2 separate regions of the Homo sapiens genome follow, and region 1 is linked to region 2. A link is a contact called in ENCODE Hi-C data. All regions are on one chromosome and are shown on one strand. The core of a region is the stretch at or near the end of the contact, and the rest is flanking DNA. Distances in the headings are between cores, read along the strand shown. Region 1 holds the start of CLPB (ClpB family mitochondrial disaggregase). Region 2 holds the start of LTO1 (LTO1 maturation factor of ABCE1).

Region 1 (3,433 bases), core at 347-2,846, 2.8 Mb after region 2:
TTTCTTCTTGAGGAACAACTAAGAACCTGAATGGCTGGACTCACATAGGTCATCAGTCTGGCTCTCTGTCCACTCTCTCAGCTGCTGCTTAGCTCCCCGGATCCAAATGAGATGCTAATCGGGATCAGCCAGTCCCCCAGCAGTTGCCCTTGGGCCTCCAGGAATCCACCTTCCTTCTCCTGCCAACTATCCCACATGGCAAGATCACCTCACAGCATGTGAGACCAGACACAGCAAAATCCTGAGACTGACAGACTCAGGCCGCTGAACTCCAAAAAGAGTCAAAATAACAGTACTGTAAAAATGTTGGGAAACTATCCTTCACTATATAAATAAAGAAATTGGTCAGACGCGGTGGCTCACGCCTGTAATCCCAGTACTTTGGGAGGCCAAGGCGGGTGGATCAGGAGGTCAAGAGATCGAGACCATCCTGACCAACAACTAAAAATACAAAAATTAGCTGGGTGTGGTGGCCCGCACCTGTAGTCCCAGCTACTTGGGAGGCTAAGGCAGGAGAATAGCTTGAACCCGGGAGGCGGAGGTTGCAGTGGGCCGAGATTGCGCCACTGCACTCCAGCTTGGCGACAGAGCAAGACTCCATCTCAGAAATAAATAAATAAATAAATAAATAAATAAATAAATAAATAAATAAATAAATTGAGGTCAAGCTGGCATTAGAACCGAGTCAGGTTGTTCCTGACTCTGGCACCTTTGGTGGCGGGGGGTAGGGGGGAGCGGTTTGGCAACTTCTCTAAACCATCTGGCGGTTGCCCTTAAAACACCCCATAATTTCCGTTTCCTGGAGATCTCAGGAAAGAGGAATTGGACCAGGCAGAATATGAGAAACATAAGGGGACCATGCTATAATATTAGATGTTTAGTCCAATATCCCCATTGTACAGATGGATAAAATGATGCCCAGAGAGGGGAAGCGGATCTATGGTACGAGATTATACAACTCCGAGGTGATGAGGTCTCTAGGGCAACACCCTGCCCCTGTAACCAGATGATGTCTGAGTCCCTCCAAGACTTAGGCTCTAAGGATCTAAACCTATAAGTACCTCCCACCCTCCTAAGATACGAAGTTAGGACAATCTTCCCGCCTCTCCCTTCCTCAAACCCAGATCTCATAATCACCCTTGTTGGACGGACTCTTGCTGTAGCAATGAACCACCAGCGCTGCGGCCAGGGCGCACATGCCCAGTCCGGCCCTGCTGGGGACCCCGTTCCAGCTGTCCTGTCCTGGGAGTGTTTCTTCGGGACCAGGAAGGCGTCCCCAAGTGGCAGCCGCGAGGCATTTGGTATCGAAGCGTCCTCCCTGGCGCCCCCCGGTGGCTGCCCCACGTCCGGAGAACAAGGCCGGCGATGTTCCAGGGCGCCCCCCGGTGGCTACCCTCAGCCACTGCGGCTCCCCGAGACTCCCAGTAGTCACATTCCGGCCGGAAGCACCTCCATGGCCCCGGAGCGTTGGGGACCTGAGCAGCCGGAGGAGTAGCCGTGGCGCCAGTGCTTTTCTCCTCAACACCAGGGACCCCAGCATCTTGACAGCTGCTTCGATAACCCCGTGGTGCCGGCCCCTGTGCTGACCACGTCCAACATGGCTGCCGCGGCGCGTTCGAAGACGCCGCGAACAGGGTGGAGTTGCGCACTACCTCACGGGAGAGGTAGTCCACAGCCCTAAGCCTTTCCCCAGCTGGAGAATAAATAAACTACGTTTCCCAGAAGGCTGTGGGATTGCGTCACAATGACTGCGGGATTATAGAAGCCCGGGGCATATTGGGAAATAGAGTTCGGGTGAAGGGGCGTGGCGATTAGAGTTAAAGATTAGAATCCCAAGACTTCTTTCCTAGTTTAGTTGAAGCACACGACACACTTTTTTTTTTTTTTTTTTTTTGAGACGGAGTCTCGCTCTGTCTCACAGGCCGGAGTGCCGTGGCGCGATCTCGGCTCACTGCAACCTTCGTCTCCTGTGTTCAAGCAATTCTCCTACCTCAGTCTCCCGAGTAGCTGGGATTACAGGCGCCCGCCACCATGCCCAGCTAATTTTTGTATTTTTAGTGGAAACGGGGTTTCACCACGTTGGCCAGGCTGGTCTCTAACTCCTGACCTCAGGCGATCCGCCCGCCTCGGCCTCCCAAAATGCTGGGGTTACAAGCGTGAGCCACCGCGCCCGGCCCACAATTTTTGACTGGTGTAAATTACCCAAGAATCTTCAGCAGAGGCATATTATGAAACTTATGCTTATTTAGTTTAGCCTATCTCTTTTTTCAGCCTGGGCGGCCTTTCAAAAAGATGTTTAGGGTAACTACTGCACCTGAGATAGGAATACATTTTATTTGAAGAGTTGACTTCCGGTCTTTTTTTTTTTTTTTTTTTTGAGACAGAATCTCACTCTGCCGCCCAAACTGGAGTGCAGTGGCGCCATCTCGGCTCACTGCAACCTCCGTCTCCCTGGTCCAAGCGATTCTCCCACCTCAGCCTACCGAGTAGCTGGGATTACAGGCACGCACCACCACGCTTGGCTAATTTTTGTATTTTTAGTAGTAGAGACGGGGTTTCACCATGTTGGCCAGGCTGGTCTCCAACTCCTGACCTCAAGCGACCCACCTGCCTCAGCCTCCCTAAGTACTGGGATTACTGGCGTGAGCCACTGCGCCTGGCCCTGATTGTGTTATTTTTAAAGGGCTTTCAAGTGGGTCATCTCATCTGATCCTCATGGCAGCTGTGTGTGAGAAGCTGGGCAAGAACTGTTATTCCCGTCTACAGTGAAGGGAATTGAGGCTCAAAGGTGAAAAGATTTGCCAGTAAATCACCTGGAGTAAAGTAATGCTCAGGTCTTCTGATTTTGAGCATATAGTTTCCATTAACACCTGCACTCCCATCCCGCCCCCTCTTTTCCAAACTGAACCCATAGGTAGGCAAAGGAGGAAGTTCTTCTTTGTGCCAGTTCTGTTTCTTCCAAGTCTTGTACGTCTGCTCAGACTTCACATGATCAGAGTCTTCCCTGACCATTCTGGTTAAAATAGTAATCCTACGCACCCCATCCTAATTTTCCTTCACAGCATTTATCACCATCTGACATACTACATTTTTATTGTCTTTCTCCACTACAGCATGAGCCCCATGAGACAAGGACTTTGTTTTTTCACTTTTATATCACTAGCACTCAGAACAATGTCTGGAACAAAAGAGGCACTCAGTTTTTTTATTTTTATGTATTTATTTATTTATTGAAGCAGAGTCTTGCTCTGTCGCCCAGGCTGCAGTGCAGTGGCACGATCTCAGCTCACTGCAAGCTCAGCCTCCTGTGTTCACGCCATTCTTCTGCCTCAGCCTCCCGAGTAGCTGGGACTACAGGCTCCCGCCACCATGCTCGGCTAATTTTTTTGTATTTTTAGTAGAGACGGGGTTTCACTGTATTAGTCAGGATGGT
Region 2 (3,170 bases), core at 379-2,878:
TTGCCCTGCCTGGAGTGCAGTGGTATGATCACAGCTCACTATAGCCTCAAACTCCTGGGCTCAAGCGATCCTCCAGCTTTGGCCGCTCCAAGTGTTGGGATTACAAGTGAGGGCCACCGCACCTGGCCTGCAATCCACTTTTCTTTTCTTGAGATGGAGTCTCGCTTTGTCGCCCAGGCTGGAGTGCAGTGGTGCGATCTCGGCTCACTGCAAGCTCTGCTTCCCGGGTTCACGCTCTCCTGCCTCAGCCTCCCAAGTAGCTGAGACTACAGGCGCCCACCACCACATCCGGCTAATTTTTTGTATTTTTAGTAGAGACGGGGTTTCACCATGTTAGCTAGGATGGTCTGGATCTCCTGACCTCGTGATCCGCCCGCCTCGGCCTCCCAAAGTGCTGGGATTACAGGCGTCAGCCACCGCATCTGGCCCGGAATCTACTTTTCAAAGTCTCCTAGATAAGTCTGGTTTGCAGCCAGAGTTAGGGGGCCAAAGTTCTGTGAGTGTTCAAGTAGCACTAGCCCAAGTCAACCGCTTCCAAAAAACTGCAACATACACAGGGTTTGACATCACATGGGTAGGGCAACAGAGAGAAATGGCATCAGATCACCACAAAATGTTCTCCGACTGGTACCCGGAGTAGCACTGACCCTGAGGCCCAACAGTGGAACTGCCACTATCTTAACCTGCAGTCACCAAACATGCAAGGAGTGGGCTGCAGCGCCCCATGAAGCAGGGTGCATAGCTCCCCACTTAATAGTTGTGTGACCCTGGAAAGTGACTGTGCCTCCTAGTCTGTAAATTCCGAAGAATAATAGGATCCACTTACTAAGTAGGGCTGAAGTAGATAACCAGGGTGGAACGTTTAGCTCAGTGTCTGACTCACAGCGCGAGCTAAATAAACGTCAGCGCCTGACTGCTAAATGTTCGGCCGCTTTCTTAACTAACATCTATGGACGCGTCCTCTGGGCCGGGCACTGGAAGTCAGCCAGGAGGCAACTCACAGCTCCCCCACTGTCGCAGCACGAGGGGCTCCCCAGGGGCTCTGGAGGGAAAAGGGGTGTGGTCGGGTACATCTATCAGCACATCCATGAATACTGCCGTATGTCCTATGATTAAGGAACCAGAAAAAAAGGCAGCTCCCAGATGGCAAAGGTCTGTCCTCCCAGAGGACGAGGCGGCCTCGGAGGAGGGGAACCACCAGGCTGAGCAGATGTTTGGGGCAGCCCTGACAGGGAAGGCGGGTCTGGAAGAGCAGCTGGGCACGTGCCCCGCCGGAGCGGGCCAGGAGAAGAGGACCAGAGCATCAGGCCCACACTTGTCCCTGCGTCCACGGCCACCAGGCGCTCCCCAATGCGCACGCCCAAGGGACGCCAGGCTCCAGCAGCCGCCCTGGGCCGCAGCCGGCGGCGAAGCCGCTGGGAGACGACCAGACAGGGCGGGGTGCGGGCCCGGCCTCACCACCCACCTCTCATCCGCCATCACGATGGCATCGAATATGTCCTGACTGCCAGCCATAGCGGCAAGCAGCCCGCCCTTGGCCCCCGGGTTTCTGCAGCCCCGCGGTGCCGTAGCAGACCCGGCAGCTTCAGGCACAAATGCTCCGCTTGGGAGGAGACGAGACCCACTTCCGGAAGCGGCGGCGCGGGGCAGGCCGGGTAAGAACGGCACGCGGGAGGGCCCAAAGCAGCCTGTACATGGCGCATGCGCGGCTGCAGCGGTGGGCGGGGCCGGCCTCGACTGAAGCCCCGCCCTGGGGTCCTTTCGCCCTGCCCAGCTCCAGCAAAGGGCCTGTCTGTCCGCGCTGGGAGCGTCCATTGGCCGCGCGCGTGGAGAGCCGACCTGTATTTTACCACTGCAGATAGAACCGAATTTCCCAAAGTGGCTCCGAAAGAACCAAGGAAGAAATGGGAAGTCATCAGCTGGCGCGGTGGCTCACGCCTGTCATCCCAGCACTTTGGGAGGCCGAGGCGCGCGGATCACCTGAGTTCGGGAGTTCGAGACCAGCCTGGCCAACATGGTGAAACCTCGTCTTTACTGAAAATACAAAAATTAGCCGGGCATGGTGGCAGGCGCCTGTAATCCCAGCTACTCGGGAGGCTGAGGCAGGAGAATCACTGGAAGCTGGGAGGCGGAGGTTGCAGTGAGCCGAGATCGCACCACTGCACTCCAGACTGGCGACAGAGCCAGACTCCGTCAAAAAAAAAAAAAAAAAGGGAAAAGAAATGGGAAGTCATCAAAGAACCGACGCCTCAGGAGGCTCCAGGCCAGGAGGCTCTGCATGTGGGATTTTGGGCAGAAATTTGTCGGTTTTAGTTCTCATATTTGTCATTTCCATGAGATGTGCTTTCTGAACACGATTTTTAAAAAGGGATTTCAAAGTCTAAGCGACAACGGAACTCAGATGAGAAACACCAGAAGCATTCCTAATAAAGTCAGTAGTAAAACCTCACGTGACCACTGAACATCTTTCTACCAGCCCTGGCCAATGCAGTAAAACATGAAGCAAGAAGTGGAAATACCAAAAAAAAAAAAAAAAAAAAAAAAAGGCAGAAATACTACTATTTGCAGATATGATGGCCCACGTGGAAAACCCAAATAGTCACCTAAGACGTTCTCAGAATCCATAATCGCAGCAAGTAGCTATGTGTATGATGAATAGGGAAAAAAACACTTTCTGTTATTCCAACAATAATTGGTAGTAACCTGAGCAGGGGTGGTGATGGGAAAATCGCCTTATGATAGTCATAATACATTTCTTAGAAATAAGAATTTCTAACAATTTGAGCAGGACCCATATAAGGAAAACTACAGCTCTACCATGATTGAGGATTGGGGAACTGAACAAGTGCAGTACCAAAGAAAATTCCATGAGATCTGGTAAAATGTGTCAAAATCCTAAACTTTTTCATCCGTATGAATAAACTAATAAAAATAACTAAGATGTTTTAGAAAAAAATGATTTTCATATCAGATATGAAAAGATAAAGTGTCAATATAAATATTGTGGTATGTTGGTTCAAGAAGTGGCAGACCAGTGAAATAAAGTAAATGGCCCAGACAATGGACTCTCATAGATGTAAAGCCTTCTCATGTGGTAAAAAGAAGAATTACAAATTAATTGGAGAAAGGAAATATTAACTAATAACTATAATGGAAAATTGGTTGTTTGG

What was found. A loop is a pair of places that touch in the nucleus more often than their neighbours do. Pooled maps may share reads with other maps.
Region 1: a loop to region 2 is called in a map of CD8-positive, alpha-beta T cell, with 8 times the contacts of the local background. The contact joins the promoter of CLPB here to the promoter of LTO1 in region 2. A Hi-C loop is called at or near these places in 2 of 168 maps with a recorded cell type or tissue (CD4-positive, alpha-beta T cell and CD8-positive, alpha-beta T cell) and 5 of 50 pooled maps.

The regions. Positions count from the first base shown.
Region 1 is chr11:72,432,935-72,436,367 of GRCh38, forward strand. CLPB (ClpB family mitochondrial disaggregase) reads right to left here and starts at 1,597. Exons shown (of 16, transcript NM_001258392.3): 1 at 1,138-1,597. The coding sequence starts at 1,540. RefSeq lists enhancers at 1,219-1,678, 1,742-2,548.
Region 2 is chr11:69,673,725-69,676,894 of GRCh38, forward strand. It overlaps LTO1 (LTO1 maturation factor of ABCE1), which reads right to left and starts at 1,629. Exons shown (of 5, transcript NM_153451.3): 1 at 1,466-1,629. The coding sequence starts at 1,515. RefSeq lists a silencer at 1,211-1,300 and enhancers at 1,421-1,921, 1,791-1,990.